Linked DNA regions of Homo sapiens: region 1 is linked to region 2. A link is a loop called in an ENCODE intact Hi-C map of the cell type or tissue named here. Cell type or tissue: A673. All regions are shown on one strand. Each heading gives the region's core, and the rest is flanking DNA. Links, peaks and the distances in the headings are about the cores only.

The links. A loop is a pair of places that touch in the nucleus more often than their neighbours do. Peaks named below come from ENCODE experiments on the same cell type or tissue, not always from the same donor. Only the 100,000 strongest peaks of a DNase experiment are listed, where the experiment ranks them.
Region 1: it touches region 2 in a loop (4-fold over the local background); 2 of 110 quality-filtered maps call a loop at or near these places.

Annotation. Positions count from the first base shown.
Region 1 is chr20:13,448,956-13,451,878 of GRCh38, forward strand. All of the region lies in intron 11 of TASP1 (taspase 1), which reads right to left. Among named protein-coding and RNA genes, the nearest start is that of TASP1, 190 kb to the right of the region's middle. In A673, for the core only: no CTCF peak of the experiment used is centred there; a DNase peak (open chromatin) is centred at 1,326; H3K27ac peaks cover 1,081 bases.
Region 2 is chr20:13,383,380-13,386,302 of GRCh38, forward strand. It overlaps a transcript of TASP1 not described here. Among named protein-coding and RNA genes, the nearest start is that of ISM1-AS1, 150 kb to the left of the region's middle. In A673, for the core only: no CTCF peak of the experiment used is centred there; no DNase peak of the experiment used is centred there.

The DNA of each region.
Region 1 (2,923 bases), core at 286-2,785, 66 kb after region 2:
CCAGGATTGGTATATTTTTAGGTCAATTAATCATGTGTATATGGAAGAATTCACTGATACAGTGTTTAAAACATGTATAGCATTAAAACTTTTTTTTCTGGGTGAATAGAGTGTTTGCTCATTAAATTCTAGATTCTATGTGTGCTAACTATCTTATGGTATCTACACTATAGTCCAAAGGCACCAGTGCTCCCGAGCAATGCCTTTTGCTTCAGGAGGACTATGCTGGTATCTTTTATGTGGACTTGGTAAACAAAGTTGATATGGCCAAATAATGCAGGTGAGCAACTTGGGGTACATGGGACTGTCTCCACCAATCACTGCCTGAAGACCTTCCAAAGGACATCGGACCTTAAAGAACATTATACATTTAGTTATTGTTGCTCATTGTGTTTCCTTCTCTGATTTATTTCCTTATATACCCAATTTTACCATGAGAGCAACTCTATTCACTTTTACTTTGTGTGGTCAGATCCCACTTACTGTGCAGAAGCACATAACATAGAGGCCTTCTAGCACGCTTTTAATTCCTATGTAAAATCAGTTTAATGTAGCTTTGTGTACTCTCATTAACTTTGTTTTTAAGTAAGTAAATAAATAAATCTATTTTATTGTGACAACAATGGCTTTGCACAGCTGCTGTGTGGGAAGCTTGATAAAATGGTGATTGCTGATATTCCAGTTTCTATTAAGTTTCTGGATTCTTCAATATTTTTCACTTTGATGATTGTACTGAGAGGTTATACAGTTACATAATTATAAATGCATACTGTTATACGTGAACTTACAACTCTAGGTCTAGAAATACTGCAATGTTTACATTGTGAACTTTAGATGAAACTGTCACATATCCCTATATAGTGAATCACTGTATCCTGAACCCTATAATAGGGAGTCACCCATTAATGCAGGAGGACTTTTACATAGAAAGCTATAATTCAATTGTACAACATATCAGTGCAATGATACACAGGGTGTTGCATCTCACTTGAATGTACTTCTCTATATAAAGGCATACCTTGAAGATACCGAAGGTTCATTTCCAAACAACTTCAATAGAGCAAATAACACAATAAATGGCAAATCACAATAAAGTGAGTCATGCAAGTTTTTTGGTTTCCCAGTGCATATGAAAGTTATGTTTACACTACTATACTATAATTTACTAACTGTATAGCAGTGCTATGTCTAAAAAATGTAAATAACTTAATTTAAAAGTACTTTTATTGCAAAAATGCTAATGATTATCTGAGACTTAGATGAGTCATATCCTTTTGCTGGTGGGCGGTCTTGCCTCGATGTTGAAGGCTGCTGTTGGATCAGAGTGATGGCTCATGAAGACTGAGGTGGCTGTGACAATTCCTTAAAATAAGATGGCAATGAAGTTTGCTGCATTAATTGACTTCCTTTCATGAAAGATTTCTTTGTAGCATGCAATGCTGTTTAATCACATTTTACTCACAGTAGAGCTTTCAAAATTAAAGTCAGTCCTCTCAAACCTTGAAGTTGCTTTATCAAATAAGTTATGCAATATCCTAATTCTTTGTCCTTATTTCAACAATGTTCACAGCTTCTTCACCAGGAGAAGATTTCATCTCAAGAAATCACTTTCTTTGCTCATCCACAGAAGCAACTCCTCATCCGTTAAAGTTTTATCATAAAATTGCAGCAATTCAGTCACATCTTCAGGCACCATTCTAATTCTAGTTTCTTGATATATCTACCAAGTCTACAGTTACTTCCTCCGATGAAGTCTTAAACTCCTCAAAGTCATCAATGAGGGTTAGAATATACTTCTTCCAAACTCTTGTGAATGTTATTTTGACCTCTTCCCATGAATCACAAATGTTCCCAATGGCATCTAGAAGGTTTTTAATTTACTTGACCCAGATTTCAAAAGCAACAAATCCTGATGGAGAAGGTTTTCTAAAGGTTTTTAATTTACTTGTCCCCGGTTCATCAGAAGAATCACTATCTATGGCAGCTATAGCCTTATAAAATGTATTCCTTAAATAATAAAGAGTTTCAGTATGGATATTATGTTAGCAGGCATGAAAACATTAATCTCCTTGTACATCTCCATCAGAACCCTTGGACGACCAGGTGCATTGTCATAGAACAAAACTATTTTGAAAGGAATATTTTTTCCTGAGCAGCAGCTCTCAACAGTGGGATTAAAGTATTCAGTAAACTGTGCTGTAAACAGATGTGCTGTCATCTAGACTTTGTTGTCCCATTTATAAGGCACAGGAAGAGTAGATTTAGCATAAGTCCTAAGGGCCATAGGATTTTTTGAATGATAAATAAGCATTGGCTTCAATTGAAAATCACCAGCTGCATTAGTTTCTAACAAGAGAGTCAGCATGTTCTCAGAAGCCAAGGCACTGACTTCTCCTGGCCAGCTATGAAAGTCCTAGATGGCATCATCTTCCAACAGAAGGCCATTTTTGTCTGCCTTCAAAATCTGTTGTTTAGTGTAGTCACCTTCTTCAGTGATCTTAGCTAGATCTTCTGGATAACTTGTGGCAGCTTCTCCATAAGGACTTGTTGCTTCTTCTTGCATTTTTATATTATGGAGGCAGCTTCTTTCCTTATACCTCATGAATGAATCTCTGCTAGATTCAACTTTTCTTCTGCAGCTTCCTCACCTCTCTCAGCCTTAACAGAATTAAAGAGAGTTAGGATCTTGCTCTGGATTGGGATCCTTAACACTGAGTGTTATATCAGATGTTCTATCCCCATACCAAGCTGTTTCACTTCCTTATCATCTGTGTGTTCACTAGAGTAGCACTTTTTAATTTCCTTCAAGAACTTTTCCTTTGCATTCACAACTTGGCTAACTGGTGTAGGAGGCTTACCTTTTGACCCATCTCAGCTTTTGACATGCCTTCCTCACTAACCTTAATCATTTCTAGCTTTTGAC
Region 2 (2,923 bases), core at 313-2,812:
ATGGATTGGTTGTAGAATCACAGAAGGAAAGTAAAAATTCAAGGATGTCAGGTGGTGGCCCTCAGTGAATCTAGCCTCTGCTACAAATGCCCTTAGGCTGTCCCTCCCTCTTGAATCTGGGCTGAACCAGGTGATTTAATATAAGCAATAAATGTGGCAAAAGTGATGCTGGGCCATTATGGACCTAAACCTGTAGAAGGCCTGGTAGTTTCTGCTTTTGTGCTCCTGGGAAGCTTGACCTGCCGTGTCTTTTTGGCATGTGGTGTGGAAAGATGCTGTAGAGAGGCTCTGAGCCTGCATGGAGTAAGAAGGACACTCAGCCATCCAGCATCCCAGCTCGGCCTATCTCCTAGCTCACCTTCCAGCTAAATGCAGCACACTAGTGACTAGCAGCAAGAGCAGCAGAAAAACCACTGAGTTACGTTAAGCTCAATTTACAGAATTGTGGGCAAATAAAACAGTTGTTGTTTAAGCCATTAAGGCTTGGGGTGATTTGTTATTCAGCCATAGAACATGAAACAGATGACCCCCAGAGTTTTGGCCTGAGTGCACAGAAGGATGGAGCTACCATTTACCAGGTGGGAAAGACTGCTAGTTAACAGGTTTGGGGGAAGAACCTGGGTGGAAAGATTAAAATCTTACTACTTGTACATGGAAAAGAACACATGTTTTTCTTAATATATTGGAAGATATCCTCTACCTCTTAAGCATTACTGGATTTTCCAAGGCCAGGAAAGATCATTTTAGGAGTAACTCTTTGGATCTCCATCATAATAGCGACAGTAAAGGTTAAAGGAATTGTTTTGAATTTTTTTCTTTTAGGCTTCTGACACTCTGTTGACAAAGAAATCCCCATGGCAATTCAAGGCAAAGAAACTCCCACCCACAAAGTTTTTCTGCATTGCCACTTGTGGTTTCAGGGCTTCAGTAACTGCACCATGTAAAGGAGAAACCACTGGACTCACTTTCTCTCCCAGCTTTCCACAACTGGTCATAATGAACCACCTTGGGCTTGGCTGATGGTCTTCTGGAAGCTGAGTGTGCCGCCTTGGAGGGAAGCCCTTGCCAGTTTTAGATTTAATCCTTCCTGTGGCCAAACACTTTAGAGACAGAAGCATGGGGGAAAAAAAAAAGATTGCCTGGTCAATTTGGTCAGCCTGTGAGTTTCTGATCATAGACATCTGGCTAATACCTTGCGGACTTGAATGCAAATTAAGTGCTGGGGAGGGGTGGTGTGTTCCTTAAGAATTCTTAAGGCCCCAGAACAAATATTAATGTGATATTATTAACTTTATGTTTCCAACCTCCCATTCACTCCCCCTATAGCCCACTACATTTACCTACTCATACTTCCTTCCCCTGGTTAATCGGCTTCTGGGAAAGGTTTAGAATACAACTAAATGAAAACAACTTAATCATACACATTAATCATATACACAGGGATTCATTGCTGCTGGGCTCAGCCTTGTCTTGGGCCAGCGTTCCTGGGAGGGGGAGTGGCTTCCACCTCTGTTCCCTCTGAAGGTCACCAGCCACTGCAACCTTAAGGTGAACAGGAAGACTGGGTTTTGCGGGCAGAGGGGACTCCCAGTGTTGAGCGTTTATAGGATTTATGTCAGAACAATGCTGATGTGCCTTAAACATTTAGTTTTAAGAAAAATTTTGGAAGACATTAAGAAAAATTTACCATGAAATTATGTTATGAACAGCCAGACTTGAGAGATGCCCTTTTGGAAATGGGTGTTGTGTGAGGCCCCCATGGCATGCACGTCGTGAAAATGTGTTCGTGACACAGGACACTGTTCTGGCCTCTGCAAATTTCTTAAAGTCATGAAACGCCTTTAGCTAAAGCTTCTTCCAACTACCGTTAACACCATTCCAGGTCATTTCCTTGAAGGCATCCACCAGTCCTTGATGAACTGTTGCTCTTCAGCTTCTGTTTACTTCACCATATCCTTAAAAGTGTTTGTCTGTCTCCAGCAGTCTGGTGCCTGTTAACACTGACTTAGTTGCGAACTTCACAAACTTTTGTGGCATATCCAGCCTTATCACTCGGAGAATGTCCCTCCGATGTTACGGATGAAAATGGCTGAGCAGGTGCACATGTCAGGAGGAGAGCCCCAGTGAGGGGCATAAGCAGACTGGTGAGTCCACCCTCAGTGGAGGGCCTAAAAACCCTAGTGGCCAAGAATACATGTGGAGTGGAATGTGTTTCAGTGTGAAGTCCTCCAGAAGCAACCCTGAGATAAGGAGTTGACTCCAAGTAGTTCATCTGGGAGATGATTTCAGTAAACACAGGTAGGAGAGTCAAGAAGGAACCAGAAAAGGGGAGAAAGCCAACACAAGGTGTACTAAGTCAACTACCAGAGGGGGAAACTGAAGCTTAATTCCTGTAGGAACTCTCTCAAAAACTGCGAAACACATATTCGGTATTATCGCACCCAAGTAGCAAAGGAGCTAGCCAATTTATACACCAACTTCTAGGGAGTGCTGATTCCCTGGCACTTGTGGCCTACAGCACCCAGAGACAGAATAGCTTTCCATCGTTCTGGAAAAAGCCTGTCAAAGTTGTGTGGGGGATACTAAAACAGTGAGGTTCAAGAGCAATGACCATGGCCTGCTCTAGGATGCCTTCCAGGCTGGCTTTCATTGGCTGAGACCTTACCACAGTGCTTGTTGTATGCACCTGCAGCCTGAAAATATGGATATCAGCTATTCTGCTCAGCATTGTCATAGATTTCCCCAGAAGTTTAAGGAACAAATATATGTACTGGGCATCATTAGGCTGAGCCAGCATTGTATGGGAAAGCAGTAAATGAGGGATTGTGTAAACCTATAGGTCTGGTCATCTTTTTGTGATATTATTAAATGAAAACTGCAGGCTATAGAACCCCATTTTGGGAGTTCAATATAGCACCATTTT